3 separate regions of the Homo sapiens genome follow, and regions 1 and 2 are each linked to region 3. A link is a contact called in ENCODE Hi-C or POLR2A ChIA-PET data. All regions are on one chromosome and are shown on one strand. The core of a region is the stretch at or near the end of the contact, and the rest is flanking DNA. Distances in the headings are between cores, read along the strand shown.

Evidence for each region. Hi-C counts contacts between places; a loop is a spot of excess contacts on that map. ChIA-PET counts read pairs that join two places held with the same protein, here RNA polymerase II (POLR2A). Pooled maps may share reads with other maps.
Region 1: a map with no recorded cell type shows a loop between it and region 3 (11-fold over the local background). The contact joins two enhancer-like sites. A Hi-C loop is called at or near these places in 4 of 37 single-sample maps with no recorded cell type and 3 of 50 pooled maps.
Region 2: a loop to region 3 is called in a map with no recorded cell type, with 2.2 times the contacts of the local background. The contact joins the promoter of TMEM30B here to the enhancer-like site in region 3. A Hi-C loop is called at or near these places in 1 of 37 single-sample maps with no recorded cell type. POLR2A ChIA-PET finds 5 or more read pairs at or near these places in 1 of 52 experiments (PC-9).

What each region holds. Positions count from the first base shown.
Region 1 is chr14:61,661,074-61,665,448 of GRCh38, forward strand. No RefSeq gene overlaps it. Among named protein-coding and RNA genes, the nearest start is that of HIF1A, 32 kb to the right of the region's middle. Within about 2 kb of position 1,603, at least 18 of the 41 ENCODE cell types and tissues checked have a DNase peak (open chromatin) inside an H3K27ac peak, as active enhancers do.
Region 2 is chr14:61,278,904-61,283,382 of GRCh38, forward strand. TMEM30B (transmembrane protein 30B) reads right to left here and starts at 2,435. Exons shown (of 1, transcript NM_001017970.3): 1 at 1-2,435. The coding sequence starts at 2,244. The coding sequence ends at 1,189. It also overlaps a transcript of PRKCH not described here. RefSeq lists an enhancer at 897-1,860.
Region 3 is chr14:60,203,482-60,208,062 of GRCh38, forward strand. No RefSeq gene overlaps it. Among named protein-coding and RNA genes, the nearest start is that of DHRS7, 40 kb to the left of the region's middle. RefSeq lists an enhancer at 4,172-4,241. Within about 2 kb of position 1,484, at least 2 of the 41 ENCODE cell types and tissues checked have a DNase peak (open chromatin) inside an H3K27ac peak, as active enhancers do.

The sequences.
Region 1 (4,375 bases), core at 353-2,852, 1.5 Mb after region 3:
GGCAGGCGGATCACTTGAGGTCAGACATTCGACACTAGCCTGGCCAACATGGTGAAACCCCGTCTCTACTAAAAATCCAAAAATAAGCCGGGCATGGTGGTGGCGCATGCCTGTAATCCCAGTTACTCAGGAGGCTGAGGCAGGAGAATCGCTTGAACCCGGGAGGCGGAGGTTGCAGTGAGCTGAGATCGTGCCACTGCACTCTGGCCTGGATGACAATGAGACTCTGTCTCAAAAAAAAGAAAAAAAAAGAAAAGAAAATCAACTGGAAGAGGGTAAAAGGAAGCAAAATCTCTCTGCAACATTGGGGAGTGAATTTGCACAAAGGACGTTCCAAAACATCCATGAAGTTGACTGGAAAAAAAAATAGAAATACAAATGTAAAGTTTAAAGGAGCCCATGAACCTAAGGAAACAGATACTGGGGATTTTTGAGCTGAATACAAAACCTCTGAGAAGCAAAAGAAAAAATATGTTTGCCAAGAGGCGTCCTTTCCATATCTAAAGCAAAACCCACAAATACCCATGAGTAATATCATGCAGGTTATGAAGTTCCTATGCAAAACCAGCAACATTTTCATAAACCAGAATTGTTGGAACAGTTGCAGATATTCATTTAAAAAAATCTGACTGTATAACAGCTCTGAAACGCAAAGCTAGGCCACAAAAGTACATTTCACCACATATGTCAATTTTCTTGAACCCTCTCACTATCAGAGTTGCCCAGGTTTTAAAGTTCCAAAGTTAGTAAAGAGACTGTGAATCAGACACTAAAATATGTTCTTCTACTTTGTACTGTAGCAATGCCATATTTAAGAAAAATATGAAAATGAAACCAAAAAGCAAACAAGATTGTGGAATTCCCTGACATTGTATTATATTTTACCAGCAGCCTCTGTATTACACACTGGAATAGCTTAAATGTGTCTTTTTCAATTAATTTCCCTTTTTTTCCAGAAGAATAAAGAAGTACATTTATTACAGTAAATAAAGTTGGCATTGCTCATATTAAACAAACAGGATGTCTGAACTGTATGCATTAAAAGATTTCAGAATGACAAGGCAAGCAAATTACACATATTAGTGCTTATGCTTTCAGAAAGAATGGAATGCTCGGAAAGTACTAAATCACACGTAGGTACTAGAACAAGAAAAAAATGACAAGGGTGTAATTGGTGGTGAGGGTGGGAACTTTTTCTCGCTTAAAATACATTGGGCTCATTTGTGTCTGCAATGCATCAGTTCCCAGTGCAAGAAAAAAAAGCCACGAATATGGACAGACTCAAAGTCTTCTCCAAATGGAAGATCCAAATCAGAACCTTTGAGGAGGTTTGCCTCAGCACCTTCTGTAGAAGTGGTTGGCAGACACACAACTAGACACAAGGTAACATGGTAGAGCAGTGTTGAGAAGAGGATCCGCAGTGGTCTCCACTGCCCTGGCGGTGACCTTCTCCTCTGACTGTTCTGTATGTAACGGGACTGGCTTGTGCAGGCTGTTCAGCAAACCATAGGTCTGGTTTGCTATCCCCTGATCTTGTAGGTCATGTGATTGGACAAGCTCATTTGCCCTTGGGTGGATGGTGTTCAGTGACCCATCTTGCTGAGTCATGCTAAACCTGTTGAGCATGCAGCCTTAGTGCTTTAATGAAAGTGCCCTTCGTTGCATTTAGAAACAGTGACCCACCCTCTCCCTTCTTTGCTCTGTGTCTAAGTGTCATTGACACAGGACAGGGTTCCACACAGGATGTGATTCATATGAGCCAATCTTGAGTAGGTTTCTTGTGGTTTTTAGTTTTGTTTTAGTCAAAAGAAGGGAAACTTAACCATTTCCAATAGGTTTGATGAAGGTAAAAGCATTTCCCTCATTTTTCTGTCCATGCAAAAGAGCATACTGGGAGACCACAAAAGCCAAGGCGATTTGTGGGCCTATTCCCCCATTTCTCCCACCAGGTGTGGGAAAGAAGCAGAAATTTATGGCTTTGAATGGATTCTACAGATGCCAGAGTATAAGAAATTTCTAATCATTAAAAAGACCTCAAACGTGGCCAGGCGTGGTGGCTCACACCTGTAATTCCAGTATTTTGGGAGGCTGAGGTGGGCGGATCACCTGAGGTTGGGAGTTCGAAACCAGCCTGACCAACATGGAGAAACCCTGTCTCCCTTAAAAATGCAAAATTAGCTGGGCGTGGTGGCGGGCGTCTGTAATCCCAGCTACTCCGGAGGATGAGGCAGGAGAATCGCTTGAACCCAGGAGGTGAAGGTTGCGGTGAGCCGAGATCATGCCATTGCACTCTAGCCTGGGCAAGAAGAGCAAAACTCTGTCTGAAAAAAAAAAAAAACCCACAAACTTGTAAGGACCTTTAGAGTTGACCGAACACTTTCACATTAGTAATTTCATTTGTGCCATACAGCTTGCCCATGAGATAAGTCAGGGTTGGCCTCCTCTTTATGTGAGTTGATATTTTTAAAAATTAGAATGTACCGTAATACGCGTCCTGTATAAGTGATGTTCATTGTACAAGTAATTTTCATTGTTCCCCACTAGTGTAGATAAGGAATGTCCATAGGAAATTTTGTAACAGAGGCCATCCTCCAGCCCCCACAAATACATGCCTCACCCTACCCCAGTATATATGGAAGAATATGTTCAAGAGAAAGTGGCTGTTCACACCTTATTTTAATTTTTCTGAAACAGGAAGCAGGCAGAACAGCGGGGAAAAGGGAAGCTAACTCCTTCTTCCCCTTTCATTTTCTCTGGGGCTATGATGCAAAGCAATGCTACAGAATATTTTAACCCCAGCCAATCACCATAAGAGAACACATAATTAAAAGCATCAGAGGTAAGAGTTAAAGAAAATGATTTTCTAAGCTGTTTGCTTGTTTTGAAATAGAGACAGAGTCTCAGTATGTTGCCCAGGCTGGTCTCTAACTCTTGACCTCAAGCAGTTCTTCCACCTTGGCCTCCCAAAGTACTGGGATTACAGGCCTGAGGCAACACATCTGGCCCTAAGCTATTTTTTAAAAGACAATGTTTAACACATGATATGAACATATGTGTGTGGTAAGTAAAGTAGAATGAGATTTCTTTATTTTTTCTTTTTCTTTTCTTTTTTTTTCTGAGACAGCGTCCCACTCTGTCAGCCTGTCACTCAGGCTGGAGTGCAGTGGTACGATCATGGCTCACTGCAACCTCAGACTTCTGGACTCAAGTGATCCTCGTGCCTCAGCCTCCCAAGTAGCTGGGAATATAGGCACCCACCACTATATCCAGTTAATTTTTTTTATTTTTGCTTTTTAGAGAGGAGTCTTACTATGTTGCCCAGGCTGGTCTTGAACTCCTGGCTTCAAGCTGTCCTCCCGCCTCAAACTTTCAATGCGCTAGAATTACAAGCATGAACCACCTTGCTTGGCCGAGATTTCTTTAAATTATTTGCTCTTTGTTTCAGAGTTTTTAAAAGATTACTCCTTATGTATTTTGATGACAAAACTCCCCCTCAGGTTTTGGGCAATTTGTCTCACAGAAAAATCCCCTTTTCTTTCTTTCAATGACGTATCATCACTTGAATTCTATAAATGCTATTGGCCTTTTTGGCAATCATCACAAAACTATTTTTTATTATTTTGAGCATCCTTGAGGATTATTTGAATCTCTCTATATCTATTCTTGTCACATTCTCTCTCTCTCCATCTGTTTGTCTTTATGGGTTCCTCTTTCTCTCTCCATGTCTGTCATTTCACCCTCTCTGACTTTCTCCCACTACACGCTATCCCTTCCCCACCTCATTCCCGTTAACTGATGTCCTTTATGTACCAAGAACAATATCAATTCATAAAACATTTCCCTCCCTGGGCTCCCTCATATCCCTACTCTACTCTTCCCACAGTCTGCCCCAAAATATCTTTTACAAGTGCTTGAAGAGTCACCTTAAAAATCAGGTCATCAGATGTATGCCAATAGTGAAAAATTTGAGCTGATCCAAATGTTTCTCAGTGGGAGATTGATTAAATAAATTGCGGTGGGTTTATTAAATGGAATACCATACAACTATTAACAGTGCAACCATTTATTGACATGGAAGGTTGTTCATGACTTTTCTTTCTTTTTTTTTTTTTTTGAGACGGAGTCTCGCTCTGTCACCAGGCTGGAGTGCAGTGGCGCGATCTCAGATCACTGCAACATCCACCTTCTGGGTTCAAGTGATTCTCCTGCCTCAGCATCCCGAGTAGCTGGGACTATAGGTGCGCACCACCATGCTCAGCTAATTTTTATATTTTTAGTAGAAACGGGGTTTCACCAGGTTAGCCAAGAAGGTCTCAATCTCTTGACCTCGTGATCCACCCACCTTGCCTCCCAAAGTGCTGGGATTACAGGCATG
Region 2 (4,479 bases), core at 1,185-3,684, 1.1 Mb after region 3:
TTCATTTGAAAAGATAAAAAAAATTTTTTTTCCAGGTCCAAGGGAAAAGGTATGAATGAAGCCCTTTCTAATCACACACACACACACACACACACACACACACACACACAATGACAAAGAACACTGAGCTAGGAGACATAGATGTGACTTTAGGGAACTTACTTTCCCTCGAAGATCTCTTCCAGCTATCTGATTCTACGTTAAAGCATTTCCTCTGAACTGTACAAACTGGCCTCACATTTTCGAGTTTCTACACAGTACCTGGCAAAGTTTGCCTGTTGGCTTTTACACCAAAATACTAAAATATCAAATGAATCACATAAACCCTGTCCTACAACTCTGTATGCCAACTAGTTTTCCCCAGATAGTAATTTTTTAAAAATTCATTCCACAAATCATCAAGAGCTTCCTACGTTCAAGGCAGAGTGCCAGACCAAACCTGGAACATCATGGTTGTCACTGCCCCTGGGAACAAATTACTATCCGAAAAAGTGAATTCAGTTGACTGCTTCAGGCCCAACCTGGTTCAGGGTCGTGATTCCCAAATTTGAGGGAATATGGGACTCTCCAGTGGAGTTTGTTAAAACACAGCTTCGAGGATCTCATCCCAGCCTTACTGTGTCTGAATCTCTGTTTGGTGTCTCCTAATCTACCTGCATATTTAACAAGCATGTTCTCCCTCACGCCTCCACGTCTCTGCAGGTAATTTGTGGGCCTCACTCTCCATTCCAGCCCACTCTCCCCGACCAAAGAAAAGAAAACCACTGTACTGTAGTGGCGAAAGCCCTGGACTCAAGATTCAGGAGTCACTTGCAGCTGCCTGATCTTTGTTACTTCACATTGCTAGGTCTCTCAATCTCTTCCTCTAATAGGGGTTTAATAGGAGTCTCCATAGGGATCCCTTCCACTCTCAGACTTGAAGAACCTCACATGGCAACTCAGTGTCGTGAAGGAGGTGGGAAGAGTTTGCAAGGATGTTTCACTCTGCAGTCAACATCCCTCCCCGCGGCAAGACAGTCTAGCAGCCCCCCAAGAGCAAGGGGGGTAATTCCCTTATCTGGTCCCCTCATTCACAAAGGGAGGAAAAGCTAGGCGAGGTTGGAATTGGGTGACGGGCGAGGAGGAGATGCCAAAAGCACCTTGCAAGAGTTTTGGCAAGAAGCAGGAGGGATCCCTGGAAAGCCGGAATCACTCCTCGTCGTCGTCGTCCTGGTCCTGGTAGCGAATGTAGACGACCAGCATGACAAAGCCGGTGAGGATGCAGAGGGAGCCGACGACCAGGTAGGCGATGCCCAGGAAGGGGTTCTTGCCACCCATCCACGAGATGCTGCTGAAGATGAGGAGCTTGTGGCCGCCGAACGCGCGCACCGGGTAGTTGTAGGTGATGTTGACGCGGTAGGCGCCCCGCGGCAGCCCGGCCGAGTAGTTGCCCTGGCGGATGCGCGCGTACAGTTTGCGGAACGTGGGCAGCGCCGCCGTGCGCATCCACACCACGAAGTCCTGATTGATGAAGCCGGTGTTGTTGGGGTCGGGGCTGAGCTCGTAGACTGGCCGGCGCCAGTTGGGCGGGGGCGCCGTGCCCTGGAAGGCCAACGCCAGGCTGCCGTTGACCAGCGGCGGGTTGCGGAACTTGACGTGGTAGTCGGTCCACCAGGCGATGCCGGAGCGGTCGAGCGGCACCTCGACGTAGGGCCCGCCGGGCTGGCGCTGGTGCCAAAGCGAGAAGGAGTCGTTGAAGAGGCTGTTGGCGATGGCGCCGCAGGGCGCGATGGGCAGGCCGGCCGCGCTGCGCTGGTAGGGGGCGCACTCGTTGACAGGGTGGCGCAGCGCGCTGGGGAGTCCGCTCAGCTGCGCGTCGTCGCGGGACACGCCGTAGCGCCGGTTGTTCTGGTAGAAGTTGGTCAGCTCGTAGTAGAGGTACACTGGGCCCTGGAAGAGCTCGGGCAGCGAGAAGTACCAGGCGCACGAGCAGGGGGGCGGCAGCGCCCGGCCCTGGCCAGCCGCGGCGCACACCGAGCAGTTACCGGTGCCCGGGTCGCCTGTATAGTCGTACTCCAGCTCCTTGATGCCGTTGGAGGAGTAGTAGAGGCCCAGGCCCAGGCCGATGAAGGCCAGGCCCGCGCAGAAGAAGAGCGGCAGCGCGATGCTGGCCGACAGCAGCGGCTGCCAGGCGGGGAGGCGCTGCTGAGTGAAGGCGGTGTTGTCGGGCTGGTGGGCGCCCCGGGCCGTGGCGCTCCAGGTCATGGCGGCCGCGCGGGGACCGACGCGCGGGCTGACCGAGTGGGGGCCCCGCCGCGGGGCGCCTCCCTCTCCGCGCCGCGCAAGCCCGGGGACTGCTCGCGGGTCGGGTTTCCCGCCAGCTCAGGTGGGTTTTTGCCCGGGCCCCTCCTCTGCCTCCGTCACAGGTGAGTTTAGTTCCAGGCCCTACGAGCAGTGCCCACACCCTCCCAGTTCCGCCTCCGCCCAGGTGCGCTGCACCCCCGCGGGTCACCGGGAGCCGCACCTCGCCCGCCCCTTCCGAGGTGAGCAGGTGGGTGTTTTTTACCTCACCTGGTAGACTCAGTCTCGCGTTTCCTCTCAGTCCAGGTCATCGGACTCCACCTCCTCTCCTAGGTGAGTGGCGGCCCCGGGCTGCCTCTGAGTGGCTCCTACCTGGCTCAGGTACCACCTTCTCTTCCGCCTTCCAAGTGACTAGAGTTCCTGGGCCAGTCTCCCGAAATCAAAAGGCGCTCCGGCCTCCAGCAGAAATTTTTGCTGAGGGCTTGCACCGTGGTCCTGGAGGCTTGAAGATTTCAGATCCTTAATCCTCTGTTATTTGCGGGGAAAAGGTGGCTCTAGACCATTTTGTCTTTTAGGTTAGCTTCACAAACCGCTTTCGCCCAGCTTTCAGTCTCAAGTTGGGAGTGTCCAGGGAATTACGTTATGATAAATCTGTTTCGAATTCAACGCCTGCGTTCAAATTTTAGCTTTTTTTTTTTTTTTTTTTTTTTTTTTTTTTAAGGGAAAATGATTTTCTGGCCAGATCACCCAGTCTGGCTGTATAACTAGGAAATGTGGAAAGTTCTCTAAAAATAAAATCATCCTTAAAAAGAATCAAAGGCTGGAGAGGTTCAGAGCCTTTAAATAACTCTTAGCTGGTGTGGAGAAACCAAGAAAGGAAAAAATGTGCTGGACTACATGTGATTTCGTTTTCTTTTCAGATTATTTGCCTGACTAGAGAAAGGCCCAATCCAAGGTCCCAGGAGACCTAGCTGCTATCCACAAAAACATCTGGAGTGTCTGGCCTAAGGAAGTAAACTACAAGGATTTATAGGATTTATTATAAAAAGAACTCAAATTAGCTCCCTATGTTGCCTGGGATTCTGGCTTTTTTTTTTTTTTTTTTAAATCTAGGTTGGTAAAACATATACAAGGGGGTATTGGGACGTTCTGATTTCTTACTAAATCTAAATCTTCCCTAGGTATTGTGTTCTTGCTTCTCCTCCAGCTTGTAAAATGCAAGTAATACAAATGTTTTCTCTATTACACTACACCTAGCATAATATATTATATTCAGGAGTCATTCAAAACCCATTGAACTTGGAAAGTTAAAATCCTTATTAAATTTAACAGAGGAATGTTGTTAGCATCTTCCAAGTGTTCAGTCCTATGCTAATTAGACAAAAAAGGACCTTTGACCTCAAGGCATTTGCAGTTTGATAGGGGACATATTAGGAGTAAGAAACAATCAAAATAGCCAATAATAGCTATGAATCATAGGGTGTAATCAAGTATCAAATTGCATTCTACAAGTCACATTAAAATTAAAAAGTAATATTGATTTAATAATGGAACATTGATTCCAGTTTGTTAAATGAATGCAAGTTGGAAACCAGGTATTATAGAAGACTGAGGGAAATTCAAGTGACTTGAATTTCAATTCCCTCACTTCTTATCATACCCAAAGAGAGGAAGTTCCAAAATTCTCAGCAAGTTCCCACAGTGTGATCCAGTCTCCAGTCACCCTTTTTTTCAATAAAAGAATAAATAGTTCTTTGTATCATTATGGTTGAGTTCCACCCACCCGTTTCATTGAATCACTAGTCCACAAAACTCGTCTCTAGGAAGGAATTCAGTTTTCACAACTTTTGTAGATTTTTTTTTTTTTGAGAGAGAGGTGTCTCCCTCAGTTGTCCAGGCTTGTCTCAAACTCTTGAGCCCAAGAGATCCTTCTGCCTCAGCCTCCCAAATTGTTGGGATTATAGGTGTGAGCCATCACACCAAGCCTATCTGGTAAATCTTAAGTCTTTTTTCTAGTAGATCACCACCACACCCCTAAAAGGGCAAGCCCCATTCTTGAGCTCAGAGCCTTTCCTCCTTTTCTCCTATTCCTGGATGGCCTAAAGGTACTAGTTTATTCATTCCACTAATTAAGGTGACAGATTTTCAAAGTCAAAAGAGAATATTTCAAGACAAGGAATGGTCAGCAGAGTTAAACAC
Region 3 (4,581 bases), core at 234-2,733:
ACCCCATATTCAACTTTTCCCCCGTTCTTTAATTTTTTAATATACAGAATTTTAATAATTGTACATATTAAAGTCTATTTAGCTGTTTCTTTATGGCTTCTCCTTTATTTTTAAGTGAAGTCTTTCCTTTCCTTGATAGCTGATTATAGTTATCTTTATACTCTATCCTTACTTTTCATCCTTTCATATTTTTATTTTGTTTTTACATTTAACCTTTATCCGCCTGTAACTTAGTTTGGTATAAATTATAAAAAACAGATTTGATGACTTTTCCAAATGTCTCACCATTTGTCTTACTACTATTTATTGGGTGGCTCAATTTTTCTTCCCAAATTTCAAATGTCAATCTTGCTAGTACTAAATTCATGTGTGTGTTTGGGGTTGCTTTTAGAGGTTTCTATTCTGTTCCATTGTTCTGTTTACTGTTACTACAGTCTCATTTTATTTCACTGATTGTACTGATAGGTGGTATAAAAGATAGTAATGCCTGGAAATGCAAGTCTTCATTTTATCATTGTTCTTTTTAAGTTTTCCTGACTATTCTCACTGGTATGTTTAACATATTTTTTGCTGACTTGAGCATCCAACAAAATATATATGTAGCTGTGACCTATACTTTCATTTCATCAACTGCTAATTGCACAAGGGACATCTATCGGGTGTTTACTTTGTGCCAGGCTCTGTTCTAAATGTTTTATATGCATCAACTCATTCAATGCTAGCAGCAACCCTGTAAGATCGATACCTTTATTGCTCATGTTTTATGAAAGAGGAAACGCAAGCATGGAGAGGCAAGGTTAATTTGCCCAAGGTCACACAGCTGGCGTGTGGCTAAACTAGCCGTTGCATGTAAATAAGACTGCCTGCCCACTCAACCCAGGCAATCTGATTTCAGAGCTCACTGCCTCTCAAACAGTATGGCAGGGGTTAATACTATCTTGATTCTTTGCTTTAAACTGGAGATACTGTAATTTAATAATCGTTTGATATGCCAAAATGACTACAAACACTGTTCAAATCAGCGTTTTACACACATTCTATAGCAATGTAATACTTTTCCTCTTTAAAGTATTGAAGGATGAAATTTTCTTCAAATTATACAATACTACTTAAAGTGTTAAATTCCAATAAAGGAGAAAAAAAAGGCAGCAAACTATTGCCAGAAGAGCCCTGGATTGAGCAACAGGGAAACAAAAGTTCTAGTCCTTGTTGTGTTGCTAATTAGCTTCCTGCCTCCACCCCCACACGGACACATACACCCACCCAAAATATTGTCCTTATTAGTCTGTAACCCTGGCTAAATTACAATATTACAGATTCATTCCTTCAGGTTAACTCTCTTTCTGAGATGTGACTAGCCCTGGTGACGTACTACTTGTCAGAGTATTGATTATTTGCCCTGTTTTGAGATTTTAATTCCTCTTAATCAGGAACATTGCCCTGACAAGATAGGAGTTGTCATGGTTCAACAGGGAGCCAGGAATAGAAAGCAATGTTATTCTGGAGGCTGAAAGGCTGTGAGAGGTATGTGTGGTGAGGGACCACAGCTGACAGAAACAGGCTATGGGGAGTAGCTTGGGTATCTCAGGTGACAGAGAGTGGTGAGAGGGGAAGCTGAGAGGAGGAAGATGGTCCTGTGGAGGGAATGTGGGTAGAGCCTCCTCTACTTGAAGTTTTCCCAGCGCTGGTGCTGGGCGCAGCCAAGGATTCTAAAAGAAGGCCTTCCTCTGGGGATCAGGAAGGGAGAGGGAATATGAAAAGAGTCTGCCCTCTTGACATTGACCCAGAGTCTCCACGAGTCATTGGAAAAGATGCATGAGAAGCTGCATCTAAGGGCATGCAAACATATACACACAACACCATAAAAGGAGAAAGCTTTTTAGGCTTTCTTCAACTCATCAGGCTTGTGAATTTCTTTAATAAAAATCTCGGAACATCATGGCTCTACCAAACCTTTGCCTATTCGTCATTGCCACAGTGATACTGACTTTTGAATTCCAGTACCAGGGGAAAAAGATGTGTGTGTGGTGGGGGGAGGAGGGAAATAGTATCACCTTTTATGTAAATTCTTACTTGCTCATACAAATACTTTCTTTTTTTTTGTTTTATGGGGGTGTGGGTGGAAAAGTTTCAGTGTTTTTGCTGATTATAGAAGCAGTGAATGCTTACTCTAAAAAAAAAAATCAATGACACAAAGAAGAGAAATTCTGTCACCCTACCACATTGTAGTGTGTCTCTTCCAGATTTTTTTTCAAATTGGATCACACTGTTCTGCAATTGGCATTTTAACTTAACATATACAATAACTGTAGCATTCCATCTCATCTATTACTGTCCATAGTATTCCATTATATGTATGTACCATAATTTATTCAACAAACCAAGCTGATAAACATTTAGGTCATGATAATTTTTTATTATATATCATCCTTGTATTAATTGTTCCCAATGTATCATAATTTCCTAAGGGAAGAGGAACTAAATGACACATGTATAAAATTTTACTATACATTTTCCTATTTCTACAGTTTGTTTATATCTTTTTTCATGTCTTTTGCTGGTATCCAGCTCTTTTGTAGAAACCTCTTAAATTTGTCCTTTGTTCTTTGTTCCACTTCACAATTGGTAGAACACGGGTCAATAGGGAGCTCAAAGGTTCTCAAATTTGGGGCATCGTGTAATCTTTAGATCTTAAAGAAATCTTTCTAGGAGTAGCAGACATCAAGCTACTGGCAAATGAAAATTCTATGTGAAAAGACTACCTCAACAAAGGAGTGAAGTTCTATGTCCTCGGTGTTCTGTCATATAATTACATTTTCATTATGATTGTTCTGGTAAAAATGAGTCAGGGAGAAAAGTGTACCGTTTTAGGCTTGATTACCTAGGATCACATGAGAGTACCTGGGAAGGAGTTGCTGAGACCAATGACTACCCTTTGAACCAAACAATATATATGAAGATCAAAGTTTGGGTGTAATCTCTTCCGGGGCCACTTGGCTGCATTTTTCTTCCTCAGCACATATTGTTCCCTGCCAGAATTAATACATGAGAGCTGAGATTATAAGAAGCCCAACCAAGACCACGTGCATGACATCAGGGCAGATCTATTGGCACCAGTCAAAGAGCAGAGCACAACGTCCGAGCAGATTAGAACACATTACACTTAGTTCGTAGACTGCAGGCTGCACTGAGAATCGGGCCATAGTGACTATTGGAAGATCAATAGGAGAAGAAATAAAAAGAAAGAAAGAAATAGAAAATGTGCCGAGTCAGGGCAGGAGGGTCTTTCAAATCTCCCAAACTGGGGTCATGGTCATCCATGACAAGGTTGGGGTGTCGCTGCTGAAGAAAGCACAAATTCAACTGATGGGAACTCAATAAAATACGTGCCCAGCATCGACTGAGTCTTTTCTCTTCCTCAGCTGACCTTGTGCTTATATTCTGTGGACTTTCCACAGAATTCCTGTCAGGGACTTTCTTAAACCTCCTCCAACCCCCATTGACGCTCCAAATCTGCGCATCTTTGTGTTCTTGTTCTCTCTCTCTCTCTCCCCTTCCCCTGTTTCTCTTTTCTCTTGCTTCTTCCCTTTCCTTCCTTCATTCCCCTCATCCCAGTTGCTGGAAATCCATTGGCAAATGAGACCTATATTACTTCTTTCTTTGAATGTCTTCTCTGTTGCCTACAAACTCTCTGAAGTATTTCTTCCTTCAACTATTTTCTAATTAAAACTGTCTTAGTATCTACTCACCTTATCACTCTTGTTTCTCAGTGAGGTTTCAAAGATTAGAAAGTGGCTAGAGTGTATGTGTATGAGTGTGTGTGTGAGAGAGAGAGAGAATGAATTCGTGTGTGCATAGGAACCATTGGCTTTACGCAATATAGATGGGAACTTCCCTATGACTTGAAATGGGACCTTAGGCTCTAGGGCAGGGTTTCTCAACCCTAGCTGCTCATTAGAATCACTAGAGCAGTTTTTAAAAATCCCCATGCTCAGACAGAATCCCACACCAATTAAATCAGAATCTCTGGGTGTGGGACCTGGAATCATTCCTTTTTAACAGCTCCATAGCAATTCCAAGGTGCAGGCAAGTTGAAACCCTCTTCTCTAGGAGAAGTTAATGTATTAGTTAACCTGCTAGAATTAATGACCTCTCACTCATTGTTATCATTATCAGGTGGGAGCCTTGATGGTTTATGCCAAAGCCCCCACCAATAGAAATGTGGCAAAATTCTGACACTGCTGGATCTGAACCAGTGGCTTTCTCAGCCCCAGGTAAAGCATCTTGCCAGCGTAAACCTAATTCTGTTAGATAACTGGATTTTACCGCCGGTGCTGTGAACAGCTCATTCCCTGCTAAAGTGGAAAAGGTCTCGTGTCACAGAAGTTACATGGAACCCTTGGGCTATCAGGGCTCTCCACTGTCCAGATTCTTGTGTCACACTTGTGTGTGTGCACACATGTGTGTGTGTGCTTGCGTGTATGTGTGTGTGTGTGTTTTCATGTCCTTTCTTTTCAAAGTGGTTATTACCAAATTTGACCCAAAAAAGAAAGAGGTGATGGAGTGTGGCCATATAGTCTT